2 separate regions of the Homo sapiens genome follow, and region 1 is linked to region 2. A link is an interaction called in ENCODE POLR2A ChIA-PET data of the cell type or tissue named here. Cell type or tissue: GM12878. All regions are shown on one strand. Links, peaks and the distances in the headings refer to the core of each region. The heading gives the core; the rest is flanking DNA. Region 1 overlaps LINC02541 (long intergenic non-protein coding RNA 2541). Region 2 has its middle 53 kb from the start of MARCKS.

Region 1 (11,148 bases), core at 4,061-6,560, 180 kb after region 2:
ATTTGGGAGGCCAAGGTGGGAGGATTGCTTGAGCCTGAAAGGTCGAGGCTTCAGTGAGCCATTATTGTGCCACTGCACTCTAGCCTGCATGGCAGAGCAAGATCCTGTATCAAAAAAAAAAAAAAAAAAAAAGAATTTACAGTTGTGTGCCATAGCTTATTAGCAACAGTAGAGAAATTATAGCACAATATTTGCTGATACCACAAGGGAACACATATTTGTGGTGTCTATCTTTCATGTGTTTTTATTTTAGGAAATGAATGCTGATGTTAGGCAACTTAATCCCTTCCTTGTGACTTTTGCTCCTATTTCCAAGCTGGGTATCTCTTACACAGGCATTAACAAGTAGGTTGACTGTCGGGACAAGCCCAGGGATGGCATTGTTTCTATTTGCTGATAAATGACTCTGGGGCTGTGAAGACTCAGACCCAAGGAGTGACTCAGAAAGTCAGGGGCCCATGTCATTCTGCTCTGGGTTCAGACGTGCACTGCAGCAGCACCGGGACTTGACAGCCCTACGGCTCGATCAGCTTTCTGTTTTCATTGCCTTACGATGCCATGAGTGGAACTATTGTCAAATCAGAGTTCACTCCCCAGCTTTTCAGTCTTTCCCCTAATTCTTGCTCTATCAGAGGTCGAGGACAACAGTATAATGATTCATAGGTTCTACTTCCTGGCAAGTAATCATTTTCCCACGGTGAGTAATGATTTATGCTGAGAGGGGTAAAGAATTGTGATTTGCTTTTTTCTGTGTGGCCTTTCTGCTGACAGAGGGTTGGCTAGGAATACTTTTTTTTTCCATTTGTAAGGCCATCTAGAAAATGTTTTAAAGCATTTTAATTTTTTAAACATAGGCTCTTTAAATATATATATTATTCATAGAGAACTGGAATAATCCCCTCATATACTTTGTTAAAAAACAAAGACAATTTTGAAATTTCCTTTTTTATGTTGGCATGTGAGGACTCGGTGTGCCTCATAGAAGTCAAGAGCTGTAGAGGCCCACTACAACCCCACTTTTTAGATGGGAACACTGAGACCTGGAGAAGTTACTTGAGTTGTCCATTTCCACAGAACTGGCTAGTGACAGAGACAGATTGAAGCTTAAATTAGCTCATCATAGGCTATGATTTTATCTAACTTTAGGCTTACTTGTACCATGTCATAAGGGGAAATCTAGGTTTAAAGAAGTCCATGACTTTCACAGTGAACCACATGAATTAATGACAGAAGGGCCAAGGCAGAAGCATAGTAATTGGTATCGGATGGACCTTGGCTTGAATCGTGGCCCTGGAACTGGATGATGTTGGCTAATTTACTTAATTTATCTGAGTATGTTTTCTCACTTTACAGATGAGAATGGGGATAATAATGTCAATTTCATATCATCTGATGTAAGAGTAAGAGATAAGGCATGCAAGGCTCCTGACACATGGTAGGCTTTCAATAAACAGAAGCTCTAATTATTTTTTAAAACTAAGCGACACCTGTCCTTGCTCTCTGGGTTTCCTTTTCAAAGCAGCCCTAGTTATACTTCGCACTATCTTAGAACTTTGCTTTGTCAGACTCAACAGTTAGTTTTCTCAAGCCACTACTGAAATTTTTCCCTTAGTACTCTGCATCTGAGTTGTCTCATTTCCTGGAGGCCCTGTCACAGGCCAGTAGGCTGTTACAGAACATGATCTGAAACCTCACTGGCAAGGGAAGTCCCCTTCAAAAGAGGCATTTTTTTCCCCTTCTGGAGTTTCACGCTTCTCTTTCAGATTATGTAGGCAACCCCTCAACCGGAGGACACAGATGAAGGTCCTGCCCCGATTGTCCTGTGGACAGTGTGGGTGCAGTGGGGAGGCTGAGGGTCTGGGCATATTTGCCCCATATGTCGTCACTGCCACCATTTCTGCCTCTGTACCTCCATGTCCTTTCAGCTTCCCCACAAATGGCCTTTGTTTTTTTTTTTCTCTTCCCTTTGGTCTCCCCCTCCCACCTCACCAGGACCAACTCTTGAAACACCCAGTGGGAAATTTAGAGGAGTCTGTGATACGTGGGGGAGTATTGGAGCTTTGCATTTCTGTGTTTTCTTACTTCCTTTAGAGCTCACAGGGATTTCCTAAGCAGTCTCTTCTGTGCCCAGTGGCCAAGACTGGCTCCCTCCCCCTGTGATGGGGAATTGCCACCTAGGTGCAGGTGGTTCTTCTTTTACTTCTTCTTTTCTAAAAAACACAGTTACAAAAATATACACCTTATGTTCAGGTCTTGCAATGAAAAAAATTGCTCTAGTGATTTTTGTAGTATTTTTTCTATAACTGAAATGCTATTTACATATCATGATAAGAGATAGTCCATTTCATTAAATGGGCTCATTCCTTTAATTGAAGTGTGTGTGTGTGTGTGTGTGTGTTTATTGGCATACTTTCTAGATATTTTGTCACCAGGGAATTTCCCACTTGAGTATATGTTGTAACATAAGTGAATAGTCTGCAATATTTTTTTTGAGACAGAGCCTTGCTATGTTGCCTAGGCTGCAATATTTTTTAAACATTAATATTTACATAGAGATTTGTACTAAGTGTTTTGAAAATCCTTTAAATCACATTAAATATCATAAAAGAGATTTTTCATAATTAGAAAATATAGCCTCAATCCCATCCTTTTATTGTAATGATTGGTTTCATTTTCATATATTAACTTTCATTTTTTATTCATGTATTATAGTTTCATTAGGGTAGGGTCTAAAATTTGTGCTATCAAAATGAAACTAGCTATTGCTTCACGTTTACTGCAATAAGCCCACCTGCTTTTCTGATTTTGTGTGCACTGTCCTCTGTGAACTGTAATGGACCAAGTAACTATGAAACCAACATCTTCTTCCCTAGAGGATGGTCCCCTGGGAAGCCCCTGGATCAAGCTCCAATTCTGGCAGCTTCTCTTTCTTTTAAGAACAACAGATAAAGTTCCAGCATGGCTTATTTTATTTATTCCACCAATATGTATTCAGAGTGTACTAAATATTGAATGCTACTATGTTAATTGGGGACACAGGATGTATAATCACTTTGACATATTGAATATGGAGGGAAAACACAGGGAGGAAACTATTTTGGTGCTTTTGTGATTCTGTAAGTGGCTCAGAGTCAATTAGAGGAAAACATGATCTCTGTTTTTGGGTTCTGCAAGGTTGGAAGAAGTGGATGTGGAGATAAAGTAAAATGAGGGGCATGGTAAACTGTGGCCTGGTGGTGGGGTGGAGTTTGTATTTCAGGATACATAAAGTAATGAGCCCTATGATTAATAAAGCTAAGTTGAATACCTAACCCATGGGTTGGATAGCTTAGTATCTGGGACAATAAACTAGGAGTTTTGTTTATTTGTTGGTGAGTGGGGGAGGTGGGTATGGGAGATTTAAACTGAATTAGCAGGATTGAATCTCACTGAAAAGGAGGGAAAGAAAATTCTAACAGATTTCAGGAAGACAGAACTTTATTGCTTATGTAACCAAAAAGTCCCAGGCTGGAATTGACCTCAATTTTAGCTGAAATTAACTCTTTCAACAAAAGTTCTGTAAGTTTGCCTTTTTTCAGCTTTTGACTTAGCTTTCTTCCTTATTCTATTTTAGGCAGCCTTCCTCACATGATGGCAAAGATGGCTATAAACATTTATGGCTTAAATTCTACAAGTTTTGAAGCTTTGTTGGGAAGTATATGTCCTTTTTGCTTTGTTTGGCCCAGCTTGGCCAGTCTCAATCCATATGGTTTGGATGGGGGCTAATCTTGGAGGCAGGTGGTGGGATTGGCCCTTATCCAAACCATATCAATTGAGAATGGCAAATGGTACTTCTTCAAGGGGAAGGAATGTGTTGTGTTATCAGGAGAGGCGTGCTGGGTAGGTGAAAACCAAGAATGACCACAATGCAGATCCCTTTGAGGATCTGTTGAAAGAAATGGACCTTCTCTCTTTAGAAAAGTACTCTTGGCTGGGTGTGGGGGCTCATGCCTATGATCCCAGCACATTGGGAGGCTGAGGCAGGAGGATCACTTGAGCCCAGGAGCTTGAGACAATTCTGGGCAACATAGCAAAACCTGACCTTTATTGAAAAGATTAAAAAAATATATTAGCCAGGTGTGGTGGCACAATCCTATAGTCCTGGCTACTCAGGAGACTAAGATGGGCGCATCTCTTGAGCCCAGGAATTCAAGGCTGTGGTGAACTGTAATCATGCTACTGCACTCCTGTCTGGCCAGCAGAGTGAGACCCTGTCTAAAAAAATAATGATAATTATAAAATAAAACATAAAGCACATATAAACATAACATTATTCTGCTCACAATTTCAGAAGTTCACAGACCTTCTGAAGTTATATATATCCATACCCTAGAGTTCCATAGATTCTAGCTCAAAAACTCTGCTCTGTAGTGTGGAATAATTGTGGATAAGCACTGTGACTTTTTGGTCATAATATCTCCCACACCTAGTGGAAAGACTTACTTGTACATTAAGTGATTACATGAATGAATGAACCAAGTAACATTTTTTTTGTGTGATCTAGTATACTGGTATTATGCTCATGTTTTACATATTTACCTTATTCATTCTTGTAACATTATTTTATGAATAAAGAAACAGAAACTAAGCTAGGGAATAAAGTGAGCTGAAAACCTAGAATTGACAAACCTGGAAAGGAGATGAGAGCAGCTGTGAAGTTCAAGGGCAGAAAGTCTGTAGGAGCAGGGGGTTAGTCCGGGGTGTCAGAGAATGTTGTGGGATTCACTGTTGTGGCTCAGCTGATCCTAGTTCACAGCCACAGCCAAAGAGGCCATCCCCTCCGAGGCCTCAGGCCACTATGTGGCTGCTAACCCCCATGTAGTTCTTGACAGAGGCAAAAAAATTTTACCATTTTCTCCCTGTAATAGCCCCTTAAAATAATACTTTAGTCTCATATTTTTAGTTTCTACTTCAGAACCTGCCTCGAGCTAAAACTGTATTGTTGTGGTTGAAATTTATTTTCAACTCAATTATTGGATTCATTCATGGGATAATTAGAAGCCCCATAGACAGTTGCTCAAGTTAGTTTAAACTCACCATTGGAAGATCCCAGAATTGTCAAGGTTGTACTTCTGAAAAAATGATGAAAACTATAGGTAAATGGCTGGAGAGCAAGCAAATTGAACAGCAGATAAAAGAGAATGTCTTCAATCTTATGGCGTATTAAGTATTGGGTCAGCAGAAGAAAGTGGTTGAAACAATTATCATGAAGTCACCAAGTTTGGCAGATTTGAGAGATCACATGTTTAAAGAGAGATTTTTGTTCTGTTTTCTCACCTCAGGGCCCTTGTGAATTGATGAATATGAAGACACTAAGAAAGCAGAAATAGAACTGAGAAGAATGAAATAACTGTCTCTACCTTTCTCGAATTGTCTAATATGGAAAGAATGAAAGACAGCTAATAAGCAACTCTCTGCAAGAAGACATATGGCTTAGGTTCTGCTGAGCTATTGGTGATTTGATTCCATGCATATGTATTCACTACTGGTATAAGTATATACAATATATGTGTTTCTGCAAAGAATCGTAGACTTGATGCATTTTTTAATATTTCTTAAGGACTTACTACTGAGTGTCAGTATGAGAGGATCGTTTACTTCCTTTTCCCATTAATTTTGATAGCCTGGATTGAGCAACTTTCTTACCTAGTTTTGTTTTATGAGGTGCATTAGCTTTTTCTTTGTGTGTATGTTTGTGTGTGTGTAGCTTTATTAACCATATTGTTTGGGCTTTTGATAAAGCAGAGATTCTGATATGGTATACATTTTGAACTAAGCATTCATTTATTCAGCAGGGATGTATGTTTAAGACACTGTGTTAGCCAAGGGTGAGAAGGCGTGTGGAATGGTAGAGGAGCAAGGTGAGGTAAGATGATTAAAAGACACCAGCTGAGAGTGTTATTTTATATGGCAGAAGGATGTTTGCAGATGCAATTAAGTTAAGGACCTTGAGATGGGGTATGTTATCCTGGTAGGCCCAATGTATACATCAGGGTCCTTATGAAAGGGAGGCAGGAGAACAGAATGAGTAGTGAGAAGAGTGAATGGACAATACTGAGGACATGCTTAGGGACCCAAAGAAGCTTGCTATGGTAGGGCTTGGTGGACTCTGTACTGATGAGAAAGGCTAGGCCATGCTATGGAAGCAAATAAATCTGTTGTAAAGTGACAGAGTTTCTCTCTTGCTCATGCAAAGTCTGCTAAATGGCTGAGTGATTCTCAAGGGCATCCCTCACTCATGTGATGGCTCTGCTGTGTGTGCATCCCTGCTAGCCAGGCAGGTCAGGAGAATGTTAGAAATGAAACACTTCCTTCTGGTGGCCAAAAGAAGTCACATGGCTACATCTGTTAATAATTCGAAGGTTGTAGACAGTATAATATTCCCTTGTCCTAAAAGAGGGAAGCTAGAAATATTGGTAAGCAGCACATATATCTTCCCCATGATCCCAACTTTGTTGGGTAGAGAAGCATTTTAAATAACTTTGGAATTTACATATATTCCTCAAATATCTAGTGGTAACTCCATGTCTAAATCCAGGGTACCCACTTTCTTCCCTAAACATGTTTGAAAGTCCTGCATTCTCTCAGTATTGTTACAGAGCCACATTTCAGTTGAATTGGTAGTGCTGAGAAAAGCGTTATTTATTTTATTTTTATTTTAGTTTTTTTTAGAGACTGGGTTTTGCTGTGTTGCCCCGGCTGATCTTGCACTCCTGGTCTCAAGTGCTCCTCCTATCTCAGCCATCCGAATAGCTGGTATTACATGTGCACACCATAATGAGAAAAGCATTATGATTAACCTAGTAAATTGATTTTTAATACTGCATTATTTGATTTTCAAGGACTTAAAAAACCACTTCCAGAGAGCTAGACACAATGAATACAAGCAAGCTAATAATGAAAGTGAGAAACCACATGCTGCTGAATTGAGTATGTAGCAACATTTGTAAAGAAATGGCAAATCATATCTAATTATTTCATTGTGCTTACCTTTCTTCAGTCAGAAAGCCTTCGGCATCTAGTGCATTTCTACAGATATTCCGTGGTGATTTAATATCAATTAATATCAACCTGCAGCAAAGTGTTGACAGTGTTTCTAAATTCACAAGCCCAACATTTTGCAGTATTGGGCATAAGTGAAGGAGCTTTCCAGGTTGCTGCTAAAAGCAACTCAAAAAGATGCGAAGTAGATGTGAAACCTTCATATTTGGTACTTCTATAGCAGATTGTCTTCTCTCCTAGAAGAGAGGCCAGGAGACAGACTAACCCATTTCTCTAATCCATATGTTGTTCGCTGAGGCTCCCAAAGCTCTGGGAAGTAATTTACTTGCAGTTCTCTAGAGATGGAGGCAGGGAGCTTGAGTGTGAGTCCAGTGGAGACTGTCTTTGGAATTTCATCTGATCACAGGGTCACTGTCCATTTCTCTTCTCAGCAGGCCTAGGAAAACACCAGGACTAACCCCCTGGAGGGAGCCTAGCTTCAGGATTAATTAGGGCTTGATTAATTAATTAAGGTATGAATCGAGGGCTTAAACAGTAGTTAACTAAGAAATATGTATTTGTTTTACAAAAGTTAAAATTTATGGAACAGTATATTAAGAATTGCTTTTATTTTATAATATAATGTGTTAATGTTAAGTTCTTTCCATACATTCTTTCGTTTAAAGCACACACAAAAATGCAGATGTGGCCAGGTGCAGTGGCTCACGTCTGTAATCCTAGCACTTTGGGAGGCTGAGGAAGGCGGATCACCTGAGGTCAGGAGTTCGAGACCAGCCTGGCCAACATGGTGAAACCCCATCTCCATTAAAAATACAAAAATTAGCCGGGCATGGTGGCATGCACCTGTAATCCCAGCTACTTGGGAGGCTGAGGCAGGAGAATCACTTGAACCTAGGAGGGGGAGGTTGCAGTGAGCCAAGATCGCACCACTGCACTCCAGCCTGGGCGACAGAGCGAGAATCCATCTAAAGAAAAAAATGCAGATGAAGGGCCTGCCTTGATTGTCCTGTGAACAGTTTGTGTGCAGTGGGGAGGCTGAAGGTCTGGCCTCCTTTGCTTCTGGTGTCTTCACCGCCACCACTTCTGCCCCTGTGTCTCTATATAGTGTAAGGGATTGGTATTAATTATTTCCCATTTTACAGATGAGGAAACTGAAATCCAGAGAAATGGAGTGAGTTGGCCAAGTGCACACAGCTCATTTCTTACCTAGTATTTACTGTTCACACACTGTATAGACCCTTTAATAAGCTAATCTAAAAGATTAATCTAAAAGATTAGATACATTACCTCGTTTCAGTGCCACTATAGCCTGGCATTGTACATATCACTATCTTCCTGTCGAATAGGAAGGTTCTTAAATTCTGAGACATTTGGTAACATGCCTGAGTTATGTGTAAAAGCTTAGATTTGAATTTGAGCCTCCTGACTTGAATCTTGCGTTTGACCATACCACATCTGCACCTAGCTGTTGGAGGAATCAGAACGCCCAAGACCCAGATAACTCTAAATAAGGCCCAGTCTGAGTCGTGCTTCATGGTTAGGTTCATAAGTTCAGTGCTGAAAAGGCTGATTTTTCCTGTTTTTCTAGGGTCTGTTTGCTGGATTTAAGATACGCTCTCTCCAGAAATATGACAAAACAATTGTTTTGTTTGCTCATTTTTTGTTTTGTTTTGTTTTTCGTTCTTACAAGGTAACTAGTATCCCTAGCACACCAGAAATAATTGGCACTGATGTTCCTGACAAGAGGAGTCTGCTAAAAGTGACCTTTAAATGCCTTTTGGTGGAGTGATTATTTAATTTAGGCAGTTTCTTTTCTCAGAAAGGAATTAACAGTTTCTACGGGCTTTGCTAGCTGAGACCTTTAGTTTTAATCACCTCCTTGAAAACATTCTCCTTAATCTATTCTGAGTAAGATGGTGGGTTTCTTTGTACTTTGGCCTTTAACTTTTTTTTTTTTTTGAGACAAGCTCTATCACCCAGGCTGGAGTATAATGTCACGATCATAGCTCACTATAAACTTAAACTCCAGGGTTCAGCCGTGGAACACAGGTGATCTTCTTGACTCAGCCTTTTGAGTAGCTGGGACTACAGGCCCACCACACTGTCTAATTTTTTATTTATTTATTTTTGTAGAGATGGGATCTTGCTATGTGGCCCAGGCTGGCCTCAAACTCCTGGCCTCAAGATATTTCCCCCTGCCTTGGCCTCTCAAAGTGGTAGGATTACAGATGGGTCTTTAATTTTGAAATGCACAGATTAAGGAGTTTACTAACCACTGAATAGACCACTCTTTTTCTTATCTTACTCAGAATCTACTTGGAGAGAGTCAAACACAGAATCCCTTTGAATTTAATGGCCATTCCAGGTGATTTGAACAGCCAAATAAGAAACAGGTCCTCTTCAATGTACAATCTGCCAAGTATGAAGTCTGAATGACCATCATTATTATGTATTTAATGTGCATAGAAAATCTATCTGCAACCTTCCAGAGTGTACCAGAAGTTTGGAATGTACATTATTATTGGCTCCATCTCAAACCACTCATAAATCAAAGAAAATAGCAGTTCCAGAGGAATCATCATAGAGGCTTCTAGGCCCCCATGCTGTGTGAACCTGGTGAGAAAGGGAAGTCTGCTCTCACTGGACACTGGAACTGTTTGTCTCTGTCTCTGCTGTACTTTCCCTGCCTCTACCTCACTTAGTAAAGAAATCATCTTTGCTTGATAACTAAAACAACCAATAAGGCTGAGAAAGGGGAAAACCCACATCTGGATTTAAATACAAGGTAAGAAATATTTTTCTCTTTAGAATATCCCACTCACTTTGGGAAAGTGATTTCATGTGATGTATTATTCAAGACTCTCATCAGCAAATATTTTCTGAATGTATACTATGTTCTAGGTATTGGGCCAGCTGCTGGGGATTAAACTTTGAACAAAACAGATAGAATCTATGTCCTCATGGGAGTGGCTAATGGGAGAGTCGGAACAAAAAAATAGCCAAGGATAATCCAGCAAATGATTTGGTGAATGCTATCAAAGAGAGAAATACACATGCTCTGGGAACACCAAGTAGGTACCTAATACCTAACCTGTACCTGGGGGGCTGGAAAGGGCTTCTTGGAAGAGGCAGAGACTAAAATGAAGAATAAGCATAAGTTAAGACAAAGCTGGGGTGGGGTCAGAAAGAGTGTGATAGGCCAACGCAGCAACATGAGCCAAGACTCAAAAATAAGAGACAGTGTGGCACATTTGATGTAGGAAAGACATTTAGCTGGGATAGAAAGAAGGCTAGTGTTGGGGCTGAATGAGGTTGCATAAAAGTTTGTAAGCCAAGTTAAGGAATTGATCAAATTTATATTTTAGAATGATCACTCTGACCTCAGCATTACATGACCTGAAGGGGTTAAGCCCATACATCTGTAGAGAGACCCGTTAGAATAGGACTGCAGTAATATGGTGAGAGACACTGGTGCCTAACTAGGCTGGTGATCATAGAGATAAAGGGATATATGGGAGAGGTAGAGCCGACAGCCATTGATAACTGGTGGTCGGCCAGGTCAAGGGGACAGTGTCTGCTTTAGGTAATTGGCTTGATGATAATCTCATTTTCAAAGATCAGGAACACAGGCCTGAGAGTACATTTGGAGAGGAAGATGATTCGGGTTTGCATCATGTAGGGTTCGAGGTGTCTATGGGACACTATATGCAGAAGTCCAGTAGGCAATTGGTTCTGTGGGCCTAGCACTCAGAGGAGAGTGCGAGTCTAATGACAGAAAATTGGCAGTCACCATCGTGTAGATGGTAATGGATGGTATGATTTGGGGTGATTGCTGAGGCAGGAACATGGGCACAATGCTGAGGAGTGCAAATGGCTAAGGGATGGGACACAGCAGGAACCTGCAAAGGAGCCCAGAAAACAAGAAATAGGGAGAAAGCCTGGGAACACTGTGATTCTACGGAATCACAGAATTGAAGACAAACAATGTGAAACTAAGTACAGGCCCATTTACTAACATATGTGTGTGTATATATATATATATATATATATATATACACACACACACATATATATACTTATATATATATACACACACATATATATACT
Region 2 (11,148 bases), core at 3,575-6,074:
TTCTTGCTAAAGTCACATTAATACCAAAGAACTGTACAGTGACTCGTTCTATACTGTCATTTCTTTAAGTTGCATTGTTTCAAGAACTAAGTGGCTGATGTACTGTTTCGTTTCTTTCATAATGCTGAGCATGGGTATCTAATAGACTTGCTTAGGCTGGCACATTTTTGCGTAGAAGTGCTAGATTTGTATGCATCTTTGAGAATGGGGCAGTTCAAAGCTAAAGTGAGCTAGGAACAAAACAGGAAGTGAAAAAGTAGAACGGAAAGACATAGGTAGATAGAGGAAGAAAAAAGGGGAAGGAGGAAAGGACCCACAAAAGGATTTTAAAGATAAATGAAAATATTTCAGCCGAGAAGAGAGTTTCAGAGGCAGTTAAGGCAAAGAAGAGACAATGCAGGCAGAGGTGTTTTATATGAAGCGTCTCTGAGGCCTAAACCAAATTTTACCATGCACGAGAATCACCTGGATTGCTAGACAATTTCCTGTATCCCGGCCCCAGGGATACTGATCTAGTTGGTCACAGCAGAGCCCAATCATTTGCATTTCTAACAAGCCAATCAGTGGTGCCAATGCTGCTGGTCTGAGGACATTTTGAGAATCTTTGGGCTAAACTATATTTACACAAAGTAAATATAATTGTTCTCAGTTTTTTTATGGAGCTCTATTTTACAAACAGTAAATTGCACAGATCTTAATGTTTTTGGTTTCCTAACAAGCAATTCCCCACTAAGGTTATGTAAAGATCTATCTGTTTCCATATACTGTCTCTGTCAAGAATACCAAGATACTTTTTTGAATAAAGTCCTAATGGCCTGATATTATTTTCCACCAGAATAATATAATGAACCCCAGTAGGTTTTCTATCTTTTTGAGGAAAAACATGTATTTCTGTAACCTAGAATTGAAATGCCAAAAACTACAAAGCACCTACATTACTTTGACTGCACATGCAATGTTTCTGGTCTCATGTAAGCTATAAATAGCCCATTTGTTATTCCTTATTATCCCACTTGAGAGGAGGAAATATGTTATGTTATATTGAATTCTCCCCCCTTCCTTGAATTAGCAACTTAGCAGATTTATGTAAAAGGTAATCTCAGACACTGGGCAAGAAAGCTATTGAGATTGAAACCCTTCAACAGTGCTTCTCTAACTTCACTGTGTAACTGAATCACGTGAGATCTTATTACAATGCAGATTCTGATTCAATGGGTCAGGTGTGGGGTCCAACAAGCTCCCAGGTGATATTGATGCTGCCAGTCCATGAATTACCTTTTCAGCAGTAAAGTCCTGTCTAGTGTATATAGACGGTTCTCAGACTTCTGCATCAAAATCGTTGTTAGAACCTAGATTGTGGACCCCTAACCCAGTGTATCTGATTTAGGGGGAGTGGGGCCTGAGAATTTGCATTTCTAAGTTCCAAGATGATGCTGGGATAGTGTGGGGAATATATTTTGATGACTACTGATCTATGGACCAATCTTTGTTTTGCTGATGCTAATTGACTTGCCAGCAATTTACATGGCTAATAGATAACATCTCCCCTCAAACTTTTCTGCCAAAGTCACCAGTGGCCTCTTCATTGGCAAATCCAGTGGAGTCCTCTTCACATCACTTGGCTTCTGACTGTTGTTACTTCCTTCTTGATCCCCTCTTCTCTCTTGGTTACTGCAATAGAATTTGCTCTGTTTGCTTCTCACTTTCTAACTCAAACTCTATTCTTTCTCAGATTCCTTTGTCAATTTCTCTTTCTTGCCATTCCTCTGCTCCGCCTCATGATTGTGCCTTAGTTTAGCCTTAGTTCTGCTCCTTTGACCACATCAGTACTCTTCTAATGAATCTCCCTGCCTTGATCTTGAGTCCCCAAGGCACCCAGCCCACCTCTACCACAGCAAACTTTCTGAAACACAAGTGTGACATGTTGCCACCCTGCTTAAAAACCTTAAGTTTTAAGGGTTTCCCATTTGCCATAGGACTCATTCCAAACTCTTCAGCTTGACTAATGTGGCTGTCAATAATCTGGCCCTTCCTTATCTACCCTTTAGCACTGCCTTTCACCAGGCCTACTGTAGAATCTTACCAGATATACTTAAAAGCATCCAATATTTGTAGAGGTTATGTGATTGCATACCTCCATACCTCTGTTTATGATACTTTCTCTTCCAAGAATTCCCTCCCTCCCATTCTTAACCCTCTTGGCCAGCAAACACTTCTTCAGCTTTTCTGTGTCTCTCTTCTTTGAACCCTTTTGTGACCATCCCAGGAAGCAGTGGTCACTTCCTTCTCATGCCTATACATAATAATGACATTGTAATACTTCATTGTACTTACATGTCTGATTCTCCCTATCAGTTTATAAAGCTCTTGAGAATAGATTTATTTTTCAACTCTGTATCTCTCGTGCATTGTCCAATGCCTGACACATTCATTGCCTGTTTGTTTACTGAACAAATGAATGAATAATAGAAATTGTGGAATTAGAAACTGAAAACAAAAACAAAAACAAACACCTTAGTTTACTGTATTAGTTTCCTGAGGCTGCTGTAACAAATTACCACAAATTTAGTACTTTAAAACAACAGAAATTGATTCTTTCATAGTCCTGGAGACCAGAAGTCTGAAATCAAGTTGCTGACAGGGCACGTTACTCTCTCTGGAGGCTGTAGGAGATATTTTTTTCTTTTCTTCTTCCAGACGCTGGTGGTTCCAGTTGTTCTTGGCCTGTGACTTCCTCCCTCTAATCTCTGCTTCCATATTTCCATGGGCTTCTCTTCTGTCTCTCATAAGGACACTTGTCATTGCACTTAGGGCCCACCTGGATAGTCCAAGATTACCTCATCTAAGTTCTTAACTTGATTTCATTTGCAAAGACCTCTTCTCCTAATAAGGCCATGTTCCCAGGCTCTGGTGGTCAGGACATGGACATACCTTGTTGGGAGTCACCATACAATCCACTACAGAGATTGTTAAAAAAAGACTAAAGGGGTTGTCCATCAGTAGAAATAAGGGACAGAAACTCTTTCTCCCTGTAGATCCCATGTAATAGCAATGAGTAGAAGGTGGCTGGGTGTGGTGGCTCATGCCTGAAATCCCAGCACTTTGGGAGACTGAGGCAGGTGGATCACCTAAAGTCAGGAATTTGTGACCAGCCTGGCCAACATGGTGAAACCCTGTTTCTACTAAAAATACAAAAATTAGCCTGGCATGGTGGCATGCACTGTAGTTCTAGCTACTCAGGAGGCTAAGACAAGAGAATCGCTTGGACCCAGGGGACAGAGGTTGCAGTGAGCCGAGATCGCGCCATTGCACTCCAGCCAGGGCAACAAAAGCAAAACTCTGTCTCAACAAACAAACAAACAAACAACAAATGAGTAGAAACTGATAGACAAGGACTCTGTTAGTCCAGTTCTCTTCAAATCAATGATTCCCCCAATCATAAACTCTTTTTCTTTAAAACCAAAAAACCAAAAAACGGTGTTTGTGTGTGTGTTGGAAGGCCAAGGGTCAAGCACTGAGAATATTCTCCTTTTTGCCTAAATCATACCAAATCATCCTCCTCAAGCTTAAAAGAAACAATGATCTCATCAGTTGGTCTTTGAAAAATATAATCCTTTCTTAATTGGTTGTTTTGTAACTTTACATTGGTTCTAGCAGGGAGGAACCTATCCGTTTCACTTCTTGGTACAGTATCTTTGCCTTCTCCACCAATTAGGAACTTCAATACTTCTGATTAAAGTGTTGATTTGTGTTGGAGAAAAACAGGCAGAGAAGTGGGGTTGGGATAAGCAGCTGTGGAAATTGTGGGGAAGGGAGACTTAGCCAAGGGACAGGAAGGCTGTTCCAGAGCTCTGGCCTGACCACTTATTCCATGGTTTGCACATGATCCCCCAGCACCGGAGCCAGGGTTTCCAGAGTGCACAGCTTTCATTTCCATTAGTGACTGACTTAGAATCGTCAAGACCAAACCTTTCCCTCTGACTTTACAATTGAAGTTCAAAGGCTTTTGCATCTAGTCTACACCTATCGGTGAGTTCAGGAGAATTTTGGGAAAATAAAAAATACAAGATAAAACTCTATAGAGTTACATTTCCCTTTCTTTCCACAAGATGAGAGAACAATACAGGATGCTGTAATTTGTCAAAACCCCAAACAAAACAAAACAGGTCTGTTGTTAATACGGACAAATGGTCACAGCTGCAGAAAAGTTACCACATGAACTCTTTCAGTCCTAAATAGTCATTTTTGCAGTTCTGCGATCACTTTTCCAGGACTCCTTTTTTCCCTCCTCAGTATTTATTCATATTAACTATTTTTTCCATGTTAGATTTCTTCTGTTCGATATATTTTTTAGACAATGCTGCTTCCTATACAGCAGCTTTCTAATATTCTACCCAGGTTCACCATACATATGTGTCATTTCAGTGCCACAATAGCCGTACAGTGAAAGTAAATATTTTGATTACGTAGTCCATCAGAAGAACTGCTGTTAGATTCCTCTCTCTACTCCCATTCTCGACGTTCCCATGATATAGGCCTCCCTTCCCAAGCATGCTGCTAACTGTTGTGCCACAAATCAGTGCAATGAAGCTTGAGGCCCAGGTTGTCATACAGCTGAAACACGCCAGGTGTGTTGAGAGTTTTCCAATGTTTGACTAATTTAGGTTAAGTTGAATTGTCTAAGCTGGCTTAAATTGCTGAGAAAGTAAGAAAGGCAGGCCTGGAGAACTGGTGTTTGATCATTTAAGGCTGAAATTTAAACCTCAAGCGAAACAGGGAATCCAAAACCAATTCAAAACAGAAAGAAGAAAGTTGTATGTGACATTTCTGTAATCGAAACTGATGAGTTATACATTTTTACTGTTGATTCTTAGCTTGTCTTCCTCTTTTGCCAGTATATATTTATCTCTTCAGGCATAATACCATGTTACAGCAAAACTGCTTTCATTTTGACTCCATTTGTGATAGACACATAGGGGTTGATGTTTACTTTTGAACTCACAAGAAAGAGTCTCTAAAGTTTGGAGTATAAGATTATGAGATCAGTGTTTAACCCCATGCAAGAAAAAAAGGAATTTCTGGGCCTTTGAAAAACACTTTGCCAGCACAGAAAGAACTTAAATATATATGTAAATTATTACAAAATTGAAATGACAAAATATTCATATCTAAAGCGATGTTCAAAGTTTTGTACTTGGCAAATTTTATGAACTTCCAGAATTATTCAGCGTAAATGAAAGATATAAAAATAGAGCTAAAATACATAGTAATTGTTGGAATACTTTTCACAATGTGTCCACTTATTCAGATGTACTTTTATCATTTAGATAAAATATCTTACTTATCTGTAAGATATTTGCGTATAGAGTCAAACTTACAAGTTTTTAAAGTTACATTTATTTATGTGCATTTTAAGCTATAATTTTGTAGGTTTTATGCTATAGCTAAAGGAAAAGAAAAAATGAACATGAAAATTTAAAAGCTTTATATATTTTTAGATTACGAAGTAATACAGGTTTATTGTCAAAAATTAAGAAAATGCAGAAAGGTATAAAGAAGACAAGAAAACAACTTATAATCCTATCACTTAATAATAACTATCATTAATGCTTTCAGTTTTACAGTTGGTCCTTGAACAACACAGGTTTGAACTGAATGGGTCCAGTTTTACGCAGATCTTTTTCAACCAAACTTGGATAAAAAATACAAAATTTGGCTTTTCTGACTATGAAGTAGCCATTCTTTTATTCCTTTACTTTCTTAATCAACTTGCTTTCACTTAAAAAAATACAAAATTCATATTTGAGGGATGGGAAACTTGCATATATTGGCAGTCGGAGGGGGCTGACTTTTCATATACATGGGTTCCGCAGGTCCGACTGAGGGACTTGAGTATGAGTAAGATTTTGGTATGCACAGGTGGTCCTGGAACCAGTCCTCTGTGTATACCAAGGGAAAACTGTACTTTTAGCCTTTTTGTCTGTATATTATACTTTACAAAATAAACCAAGAGAAGCTGGGTGCGGGGCTCATGCCTGTAATCCCAGCACTTTGGTAGGCCAAGGTGGGAGGATCACTTGAGCTCAGGAGTTTGCGACCAGGCTAGGCAACATGGTAAAACCCTGTCTCTACAAAAATGCAAAAATTAGCTGTGGACTAATTTTTAATTAATTTTAAACTAATGCCTGTGGACCCAGCTACTCAGGAGGCTGAGGTGGGAGGATCACCTGAGCCCAGGAAAAGTTGAGGCTGCAGTGAGCCATGGTGGTGCTACTGCACTTCAGCCTGGGTGACAGAGTGAGACCCTGTTTCCAAACAAACAAACAAACAAACAAACAAACCAAGATCAGTCAGTGTACCAAGTCGATTTCCAAAGGATTTAGCAATGCTGCTGGAGCAACTGAATATCCACATGGAAGAAAACAAATGAACTTTGACCCATATCTCATTCTATACAAAAAAACTCATTTGAGACAGATCATAGACCTCAACTTAAAACCAGAAACATAAAGTTTCAAGAACAAAAAGAGAATATCTTTTTGATCTTAGGGTGGGCATAGATTTCAAGGAAAGAACACAAAAAGCATTAACAATAAGAGAAAAAATGTTAAATTCGATTTCACAAAAAATTTTCTGCTTTTTAAAAGGCATCATTCAGAAATGACTAGACAAGTCTTAAACTGGGAAAAAAATATTCTCAGCTCATATGCATGCAAAAAATTTGTAGGCAGAATATATAAAGAACACCCAAAAATGTTCTATTTCTTGTTGGATGGTAGTTATGCTAGTGTATACAATTGCCAAGATATGTAAAACTGAACACCTAAAATTTGTGCATTTTATTTTATGTTAATATTATAATAAACATAAAATGAAGATCACTAGAGTTTTATTTGATGCTTCATTGAATTCACATTATTATTTTTCTATGCTCTTTACTACTTTTCGAGAAAATGTTTTTGATAGCTATGTATTGTTGTATGATATGAATACATAAAAACTAGGCTGAACTCAAAAAAATTTTAAAGTACAGATAAATTTTCTTTTATCTCTGGATATCTTGTTTTGTTTGCATTTCTGATTATGAGAACATCATATTTAAGCTGTTATTTCAAGAATATCTGTGTTCCTGATTGAGCAATGAGGGTTAAGATTCTCTTATACTTAGTTGTTTTCTCCCTCCCTCCCTTCTTTCTTTCTTTCCCTTCCTTCCTTTTTCTCTTTCTCTCTTTCTCTTTCTTTCTTTCTTTTTTCTTTCTTTCTTCTTTCTTTTTTTCTTCTTTCTTTCTTTCTTTCCTTCTTCTTTTTCTTTCTCTTTCTCTTTGCATCTCTCTTGACTTTTGTATTTTACATATATATATATTTTTCTTTTCTTTTTTTTTTTTTTTTTTGAGATGGAGTTTCACTCTTCTTGCCCAGGCTGGAGTGCAATGGTATGATCTTGGCTCACTGCAGTCTCCACCTCCTGGGTCCAAGAGATTATCCTGCCTCAGCCTCCCGAGTAGCTGGGATTACAGGCATGTGCCACCACATCTGGGTAATTTTGTATTTTTAATGGAGACAGCGTTTCACCATTTTGGTCAGGCTGGTCTCGAACTCCTGACCTCAAGGGACCCATCCACCTTGGCCTCTCAAACTGCTGGGATTACAGGCATGAGCTACTGCGCCCGGACCCATATTTTTATTTTGAAAAAATTCAATCTTACAGAAAAGTAGGATTAAAGTAGAATATAATGAAGAACGTATATTCTTCACCTAGATTCGCCAATTCTTAACACTTTGCCACATTTGCATTCTGTGTGTGTGTATTCACACAGTTTTTTTTTAAGTTTCAGATGTTTCTTCAGTATGTGGAAACAAGCTAATATATTGCATAACAAAATTATTACTCTCTCAAAATTTAACACTGATGCACTAATACCAAATAGAGATTACACATTCAAATTTTTCCCACGTGCCAGAAACATTCTTTACACTTAAAAAAATGCAGGCCCCAAGCAAATATAATGCATACATTAGTTATTGGATATCCTTAGTCTCCTTTATTTTAGAAAAAGCCCTCTACTTTTTAAAATGTCTGACATACATTGATATTTTGAGGAGTCCAAATCAATTGTCTTATAGAATAGTCTACACCTGGATTTTTCTGATTATTTACTCATGATTAGGTTCAGGACAAACATTTTTGGCAAGAATACTTTAAAGGTGATGTGTATAATCTGTTATATTATATAATGTGCATTATACAAAGATTGGTGATGTTAAGTTTTATATTTTTGGTAAGGTATTTTCACCAGATTTCTCTCTTTTTGGAGCTGAAAAGTATTAAGTGAGGCGATTGTATGAATATCCTGTCCTCCAATAATCCCTCACGCAATAGCATTAACATTTGTTAATAATGATCCTTACCTGGCTCATTTATTACAGTGATGGTTCCAAAATGGTGATTTTCTAATTTCATCCTCATTTTTACATTTATTAATTGAATAATTTTCTGTACAATAATGCTTTTTCTCTTTTCCTCTATTTTAGTATCATGAATTTTTTTTAATTCAGAATGTAATGATTTTTTTTGGACACTTTTATTTGACTAGTGGAGACCAGAGATAATATTTTAAACTACTTTTAGATTGTTTCAGTCCACTCTAGGCTCCCAGAAGTCCTGTAAATTTTCAAGTCCAATTGATTTCTTTAATATTTGAAAGTGGTGTTCCGTGGTGTGAAGGTTAAGTATTTACCAATCAGCTTTCTAAGAAAAAAAATCCTATTTGTAGTAGTTGCTGATTTCCATGGTGTACACATTCCCACTTTGGTTGATTTTAAGTAAACAATGGCAGGAGATGCATGATAGCATGCTATTATTTAGTATTTCCACCGTACAAGTACAATAAATGTAAATAACCTCAACAGCATATGTGATAGTAAAATAAACAATTAGGAAGTGATGAATTCTAAGTATTATTACCTTCTAAAATATAATTTAATTTTAAGTTTATATAGGTTAATTTTTAACAATATTGGGGTTTAGCAGCTGGCTTACCAAATTTTTTGCCAAAATTTAACAATCAACTCTTGCAAGCAAGTACAAGCCAGCTTTAGTACCCTAGCACAGTGTTTGCTTCCAGTCAAGGTCTAAGCCTAACTCTTGGCTTCAGTACTAATTAAATATGATAAAATTATGCCTAAAAGCAAGGTGGAATATTTTTGCAGATTTTTTTTCCCAGAGAAATAACTTTGTCAAAGAAATCAATTTCCGTCCCCCTTCTCCACCTACACTTGATGCTCTCAGTTTAACAGCGTCAAGAACCATAACTATCTCCAATTTATTGAACCGGAAGGTTGGGAAGAAATTCAGATGATATGCAAAGAGGAAATTAAAGAACATTTAGGACATTGGTGTCTTATCCATAGTCCAGATCTCCTGTGGTATAACATTGTTTCCTCTAACTAGCTTCTCTCCCTTTTAGGAACAGCTCCCTTTTTCCTAGTCAATGCCCTTTCCCTACATCGGGTAGGTACCAGACTCCATTCCCATAGTTGTTTGTTCCTTGGAAATTTTTGAACTGGATCCAGGAGAAGAGACTCAGTCCTTCTCTGGAGAAGAAAGTGTCATAAGGATCTTGGAAGAAACTGGTGGCCATGATTCCTACCATATTTGAAAAAAGAAAGCATAAAACAGGCGGAGGAAGAGTTCTGGTGGAACTCTAGGGCCTTTCTAAATTCTTTGAGCCTTTTGGCAAATTCTCTTTTCTCTGGCCTAGAACAATTTGAGTTGGGTGTCTGTAGCATGGCTTAAGGAGAAGGAATTTGAGTTCCAGAGAAATTCAGAAATACTAAGACTTACAGAGCTAGTTGGTAGCGGGGAAGAAGAGTAACCAGATTTCCTCTTCCAAGGCTTGGTGCTCTTACCACCACTGCAAAGCATAGCTCCATGTTCTCTGTGTCTCTAGTAGCCTGCGAATGCCTCTACTTAAAGTAAGATAGAGAAATATCACACGTGTGGATATGCATATAATATATATACTCTGCCTATATTTGTATCTGTATGTATATGCAGAATATATATGCTTGTATACAATAAGCATATAATGATATATATACACACATGTATACACACACTCTAACCCTAACCGTAACCATATATATGTGTGTGTGTATATATAGAGACACATTCTCATAATATATGTATATATAATATAAATACTCTGCCTATATATGTATCTGTATGTATATGCAGATATATCCATCTACCTATCTATCTTTTAGTCAGTTCAGGCTGCTATGGGCATGGTGGCTTCTAAACTACAGAAATTTATTTTTCTCAGTTCTGGAGGCTGAAAGTCTGAGATCAGGGTGCCAATATAGTCAAGTTGTCATGAGGGCCCTCTTTCAGGTTGCAGATGGCTGACTTATTGTATCCTCACATGGCAGAGAGCAGAGAGAGGAAGCAAGGTCTCTCATGATCCTTATGAAGGCATCAATCCCATTTATGAGGGCTCTACTCTCATGATCTCATTTAATCCCAATTACTTCCCAAGGTCCCACCTCCTAATACCATCACATGGGGTGGGGGTAGTGTTTCAACATATAAATTTGAGGGGGGGGCACAAACATGCAGTCCATAACTCTCTCTCTCTCTCTCATCTATCTAGCATTTATCTATTTCTCCTAATATCCTAATATATATTATATTATCTATCATCTATCTCTCCTTACATACACACATGCACGCACACAGTAATACAAACACTAATATATATTTTCTAAGTGAAAATTACACTAAGTGAAAATTACAGAATATATACATATATTCTGTGATGCCAATATTACTTTTTAAAAGTGTATATGCATGGAAAAAGGAAAAAAGAAATACTACAAAATGAAGAGTAGGTGGTGGGTTATGAATGATTTTATCATATTATTTTTTGATATGTTTTTGTAATTTTCGATATTTTCAGGTAAAGGCTAATTTGGTCGACATCAATACTCAAAAACTACTGCATTGTTAGAAATATTGCTCAGTTACCACAGATCTTATATTGCGTGGTGTATTAGCCTCCTAGGACTGCCATAACAAAATACTATGGCCTGGGTAGCTTAAATACAGAAACTCATTTCTCACAGTTCTGGAACCTGGAAGTCCCACAT

Evidence for each region. Peaks named below come from ENCODE experiments on the same cell type or tissue, not always from the same donor. Only the 100,000 strongest peaks of a DNase experiment are listed, where the experiment ranks them.
Region 1: POLR2A ChIA-PET joins it to region 2 with 6 read pairs; 3 of 35 experiments call an interaction of 5 or more read pairs at or near these places.

The regions. Positions count from the first base shown.
Region 1 is chr6:113,621,849-113,632,996 of GRCh38, reverse strand. It overlaps LINC02541 (long intergenic non-protein coding RNA 2541), which reads left to right. Exons shown (of 3, transcript NR_125844.1): 2 at 5,322-5,476; 3 at 9,351-9,462. Among named protein-coding and RNA genes, the nearest start is that of LINC02541, 23 kb to the left of the region's middle. RefSeq lists enhancers at 642-691, 1,562-1,701, 1,722-2,021, 6,718-6,767. In GM12878, for the core only: no CTCF peak of the experiment used is centred there; a DNase peak (open chromatin) is centred at 5,359; H3K4me3 peaks cover 1,877 bases; H3K27ac peaks cover 2,500 bases.
Region 2 is chr6:113,799,032-113,810,179 of GRCh38, reverse strand. No RefSeq gene overlaps it. Among named protein-coding and RNA genes, the nearest start is that of MARCKS, 53 kb to the left of the region's middle. In GM12878, for the core only: no CTCF peak of the experiment used is centred there; a DNase peak (open chromatin) is centred at 4,799; H3K4me3 peaks cover 321 bases; H3K27ac peaks cover 465 bases.